Regions from separate parts of the Homo sapiens genome. Here region 2 is linked to region 1. Evidence: read pairs that join two places in POLR2A ChIA-PET (ENCODE). Cell type or tissue: GM12878. All regions are shown on one strand. Links, peaks and the distances in the headings refer to the core of each region. The heading gives the core; the rest is flanking DNA.

What was found. ChIA-PET counts read pairs that join two places held together with the same protein. Peaks named below come from ENCODE experiments on the same cell type or tissue, not always from the same donor. Only the 100,000 strongest peaks of a DNase experiment are listed, where the experiment ranks them.
Region 2: POLR2A ChIA-PET joins it to region 1 with 7 read pairs; 5 of 35 experiments call an interaction of 5 or more read pairs at or near these places.

What each region holds. Positions count from the first base shown.
Region 1 is chr4:128,825,928-128,828,844 of GRCh38, reverse strand. The region is part of intron 1 of JADE1 (jade family PHD finger 1); the gene reads right to left. Among named protein-coding and RNA genes, the nearest start is that of JADE1, 18 kb to the right of the region's middle. RefSeq lists an enhancer at 2,549-2,598. In GM12878, for the core only: no CTCF peak of the experiment used is centred there; no DNase peak of the experiment used is centred there; H3K4me3 peaks cover 1,713 bases; H3K27ac peaks cover 2,500 bases.
Region 2 is chr4:128,673,810-128,676,726 of GRCh38, reverse strand. No RefSeq gene overlaps it. Among named protein-coding and RNA genes, the nearest start is that of LINC03140, 100 kb to the right of the region's middle. RefSeq lists enhancers at 1,246-1,335, 1,426-1,685. In GM12878, for the core only: a CTCF peak has its summit at 1,336; a DNase peak (open chromatin) is centred at 1,436; H3K27ac peaks cover 1,269 bases.

The DNA.
Region 1 (2,917 bases), core at 307-2,806:
GGGAGACCCCTATCTCTATAAAAAAATTTAAAAATTAGATTCACCTAACAGAGTAGCTTTTAAGAATCTTTTTGAATCAAAATGCTTACTTTCCAGCTTTCAAACACAACTCCCTGAGGAAGCACTTCAACAGTCACTAAATAAAGAACGCAAGCATTGGCCAAAATACAATGATGCACCTAAACACACATAAATACTCTCTTAAGCAAAATTATTCAAGTAAAAGAAGAGTAAAAATAGTATTTTCTTTCTAATGAAATCCATTTTCATCCGCTGAAGATCTTGAGTAATGAGGGTTTGAGAGTGCTGTATTTGCTTCTCCAGGGAACTTGGCACAGTATGGGGGTTAGTGCTCAGCAGAATTTCCTCCTCTGTGGCTCTAAAGTACTTAAACCTTGACATCAAGCTGATTTATCTCACCCAGGATGACTTACTGTATCAGAAAATCAAAATACATGTTACTATCTTTCAGCTACACAATACAGTGGTTGTATGCTGCAAACATCTGCCCCACTAAAAGCCAGCATCTGCATCATCACCTTTCCTGACTCTCAGGGCAATGGCTAATTACTAATCTAGACAGTAGTAGGATAAGTAATAATCAATTAAAATGGCTACTCACAACACCCCAAAGTAGCAAGAAGATATAATGGCACATAATGCAGCCGACAAACATTTGAATATCTCATATATTAGGAGGTGCTGGATGAAAATTACTAACCCTGACCTCACAGAGCTTCTGGCCTAGTTGGGCAGACAGGAAAACAACGGAAATTCACTACTGTTTGTGCCTGACAGTGGTAAATGCGGAGTTCTACAGGAATACAAAAGGTGGATAAGAGTCAGAGGAGGCTGGTAAGACTGAGCTGAGTCCTGAAGAACAAAGAGGAGGTAGCCAGAAAAAGGGGCATGTTTGGGGCAGAGCACCGTACTTACCAACATATGTGTAACACAGCATATTACTCTGGGTAGCATCTTCATACACATCCATTCTCACCTTATAGCCAATTGCCAAGGTTTACTGATTCATAATGTTATGACTCTCTGAAGTCCCCATATGCCCTGTGGGTTTGCCCTTCAACTACTTGTACCTAGAAAGCTTTAAACACCTATTCTCCAAACTATGATCTCTTCCCACTTCCAATTATTAAAACAACAAATTAACTACACCCCATGAGGCAACCTCATCAAAATACTATATGCAGATCTCTCCCTCCATTCCACATTACAAATAGGTCTAAGTCCAAAGTGTCCAGCCAAAAATGAAGTTTTCTGACTTCTCACAGCTTTACTCAGGCATCTGTTCTAGCAAGCCCCAAAACCCAGAGCTTGCATTGGTTGGGCCAGGCTTCTTCCCTGAACACTCTGCTTACTTTCAGTTCTCATTCTCTGCTAATGCTGCTCCTGTTGCTCCTTGCTCCCTATCCTAATCCCACCACTTTTCTGGGGCTCAGCTCAAAGCCACTGACCACTCCAACTCCAAACACTTATATTCTGTACTGCTCAGTTCAACTTTCTTCCTCTTTTAGAACTTTTTCACCTTGCTTTTCAATGCACTGTTACCTTAATAGTATCACTGAAAAAAATTCCTCATGACACTTGTTAGAAATGGTAAAGCAGATTTTACTCAAGGGGGACCATGGTGGTAGGTACAGGGAACACTGCAATGGGATCTTGCAGAGGGGGATGGAGATTGAACCCAACTCAGATTCCAAAAGAGGTGGAGATTTATAACCAAGGAGGAGGGTGGGGCCGGTGGATAGGAGACTGACTACTAAACAGAAATATCAAGGATAAGGGGTTTATGGCTAATTTGATAGGATTATTCTTGAAGACAGGCCAGGATAAGATAGGACAGAGTGGTCAGATACCCAGGTGAAGAATTTTCCCTAAACTGATTTTAACAGGATTTTTGCTTCAACTGGATTCAACAATAATACAAAGAGAAGCCCAAGGTAGTGCCCATTCACGCGGAGGACCGGAGGAGCGTGACTAAAGTTTTGGTCAAAGGAGTCTTTGTCAGTATTCAATCAACTACTGCCTTGCATCATGACTTAAATGTTTCATGTGTGTGTCTCTAAAGATTACAGTAATTTCTGGAGAACAGATTCTCTCAAGTCAAATATGAAATAAACATAACATAGGGCCAGGTGCAGTGGCTCATGCCTGTAATCTCAGCACTTTGGGAGGCCGAGGCAGGCATATTATCTGCATGCAATAGATAGAGAGGAGCCACTATGTGAAGCCTGGAGTTCGAGACAAGCCTGGCCAACATGGGAAAACCCCGTCTCTACTGAAAAAAAAAAAAAAAACACAAAAATTAGCCAGGCGTGGTGATGCATGCCTGTAGTCCCAGCTACTCAGGAGGCTGAGGCAGGAAAATCACTTGAACCCAGGAGGTGGAGGTTGCAGTGAGCTGAGCGTGTGCCACTGCACTCCAGCCTGGGTGACAAGAGTAAACTCTGTTTCAAAAAAAAAGACATAACAGAGAAGGGGGACCATGATGGTAGGTATAGGGAACACTGCAATGGGACCTTGCAGTACGGGACAGAGATTGAATCCAACTCAGACTGGTCAGAAACAAGGCCTCTCAGCGTGGCTACAATAGATGCCCTCAGAACTCTGGATCCAGTCGACACGGCTCACCCTGACATTCTGTTTACATTTCCTCAAAACTGATGCAAAGTTATCCAGCTTATCGGAGCCTGGAGTGTCCACTTGCCACGAGAAACATAATAGCTACAGAGACAAAAGAGCTAGTTAGTGGGCATTTGGGAGTTTGCCCAAAAAGAGGAAGACTACCTAGGAAGTTAAATTAAAAACAGAACACTGCCTGGAAAGGCCACTGGCCAAAGACCCTGGCTGGACCAGTTACTTAACAATCCTCTGGTGTCTCTACTCCACTCACTGCACGAAG
Region 2 (2,917 bases), core at 243-2,742, 150 kb after region 1:
AGAAGACTTTTATTTTTCTGTTTTTGGTGTGTTTTAACTTGTTTTCATTTATACTGTTTTGAAGATGGATTGGGAGGAGGAGAGTGAAGAATGAAAAGCTCTATGTTAGAGGAATCTATATGTGCAGTTTCCTTATTAACTGTATGTGTCATCCTCAGAGATGCTGCATGACCTGGTGAAAGAACACGGGCTTTGGAGATAGATACTCATATATTTGTACTTATGCTTGAATCCCATCTCGGTTACTTTCTACCTGAGTATAATTTATAGCATGACAGTTATTATCAGGAGCACAAAGGAAGCACTGTTTTCTGTAAATGAAGATAAGAACTGTTTTGCAATATTATTGTGAGAACTAATGAAATAATTTTGTAAAATGCTTAAGATAGTACCTGTCATATATTTAATATTTATTTATTATATTAAATTTATTATTAAATAATAATAATATTTAATCATGGCAGTCTGCAATCATGACAAATTCTGATAATAATAGCATTTAGGATGGGCATGGTGGTTTATGCCTGTAATCCCAACACCTTGGGAGGCCAAGGAGGGAGGACTGCTTGAGGCTAGGAGTTCAAGACCAGCCTGGGCAACATAGCAGGGCCCTGTTCCTACAAACAAACAAACAAACGAATAATCAAAAAACGTAGCCGGATGTGCTGGCGTGTGCCTGTAGTCCTAGGCTGAGGCAGGAGGATCATTTGAGTCCAGGAGTTCGAGGCTGCAGTGAGCTACGATCACACCACTGTACTCCAGCCTGGGTGACAGAGTGAGACTCTGTCTCTAAAAGAGAAAGAAAAAGAGAAAGACTAATAGTTTTTGTTTGTTTGTTTGTTTGTTTGTTTTAACTGGAGTTGGAGGGCTTCTGCCAAAATTTTCTGTTTCTAACTTTTTTTGGTTTTTTGTTTGTTTTTATAAAATATATTTTATTTTTAAAATAGACAAAGTCTTGTTCTGTTGCCCATGCTGGCTTGAAATTCCTGGGTGGGCGTGATCCCCCTAACTTGGCCTCCCAGAGTACTGGGATTACAGGTGTGAGCAACTGCACGTGGCCTGTTTCTGACATTTTTAAAGTTAGTCTTAATACTGTTTTATGCTGGTTTTACTTTAAATATATATATATAGAATAAAAGCAATTACTTAACAAATGTCAGTGACATGCAAATATATAATTAATAAAACTTCTTATATCTCAGTGGTTGATGTCAATAACCAAATAACCAAGAATTTGAATAATCTCTTCTAGGTAACTGGAAGTGACCTTCACTTACCTGTAATTTACACATTCTCACCAGCTCCTCTCCTACTCCCTTCATCATGACCACCAAGGAGAGCTAGAGGACCTTAGAGAGGAGGCTCAGAATAGTACTGCTTTGATTTTGGCAACATGCATATTGTTTCTTCAGCTAACTCAGCATGCTTGAGATCATTTTAACAGCATAGTGTTCTCATGTGGTTTCAGTAGAAAAAGTCCCTATGTAAAAATAGCACCTTCTTCCTCAGCATGTCTGCTCCCTTTAATGAAAATAAGGCTTTAGCTTAGACTGAGCCAATGCAGCTATCAAGGCGTGAGCTAAAATCTCATCTGCTTCAAATGCTGTTAGCCAAATTCACTAACAATGGTGCTTACAGTCATTGCCAATAAGAAAGACAATGTAGTCAGAGTCATGAACAATACAGGATAATTCATACCCAATACACAATATTTAAACAGCAGTTTTCTAGAATGAATCCCCAGACAACATGGTCAATGAGAAAAGTCACAATTGCTTTACAAGAATATTTATGGTGGCCGGGCACGGTGGCTCACGCTTGTAATCCCAGCACTTTGGGAGGCTGAGGCGGGTGGATCACCTGAGGTCAGGAGTTGGTGACCAGCCTCGCCAACATGGTGAAACCCGGTCTCTACTAAAAATACAAAAAATTAGCCAGGCGTGGTGACAGACACCTGTAATCCCAGCTACTCGGGAGGCTGAGGCTGGAGAATCACTTGAACCTAGGAGGCGGAGCTTGCAGTGAGCCGAGATTGCGCTACTGCACTCCAGCGTGGGCAACAAGAGCAAAACTCCGTCTCAAAAAAAAAGAAAAGAAAAGAAAAGAAATATTTATAGTAATACAAACAAACCAAAAAGGAGGAAAAAAAAAAGAATCAGGAGCATTCACAAATTCTTATCCAACCCATTTAAGACAAAAAGAGTTTAACTAATATAATTTAAGCCATATGGAAACCTAGTAGTAGGTTGCTTCTTCTTAGAGTGGTGTTTCATTCATTCTTACTAGCCTGCATTCTATCACACCATGTTCCATTTTGGGATTGGGAAACTTCTATGTCCATTATTGATATGAAAATAAAACAGAGATAGGCCAGGCGCGGTGGCTCACGCCTGTAACCCCAGCACTTTGGGAGGCCCAGGCAGGCATATCACAAGGTCAGGAGATCGAGACCATCCTGGCTAACATGGTGAAACCCCGTCTCTACTAAAAATAAACAAAAAATTAGCTGGGCACGATAGCGGGCACCTGTAGTCCCAGCTACTCGGGAGGCTGAGGCAGGAGACTGGCATGAACCCAGGAGGCGGAGGTTGCAGTGAGACAAGATCGCGCCACTGCACTCCAGCCTGGGTGACAGAGCGAGACTCTGTCTCGAAAAAAAAAAGAAAACAGAAAAAAGGAATAGTTTTATTTTATATATATATACATACTACACATATATATATATATATATATATTTTTTTTTTTTTTTTTTGAGACGGAGTCTCGCTCTGTCACTCAGTCTGGAGTGCAACCACACGATCTTGGCTCACTGCAACCTCTGCCTCCCCGGTGCAAGCAATAATCCTGCCTCAGCCTCCTGAGTAGCTGGTATTGTGTCCGGAATTGGTGGGTTTTAGGTCTCACTGACTTCACGAAT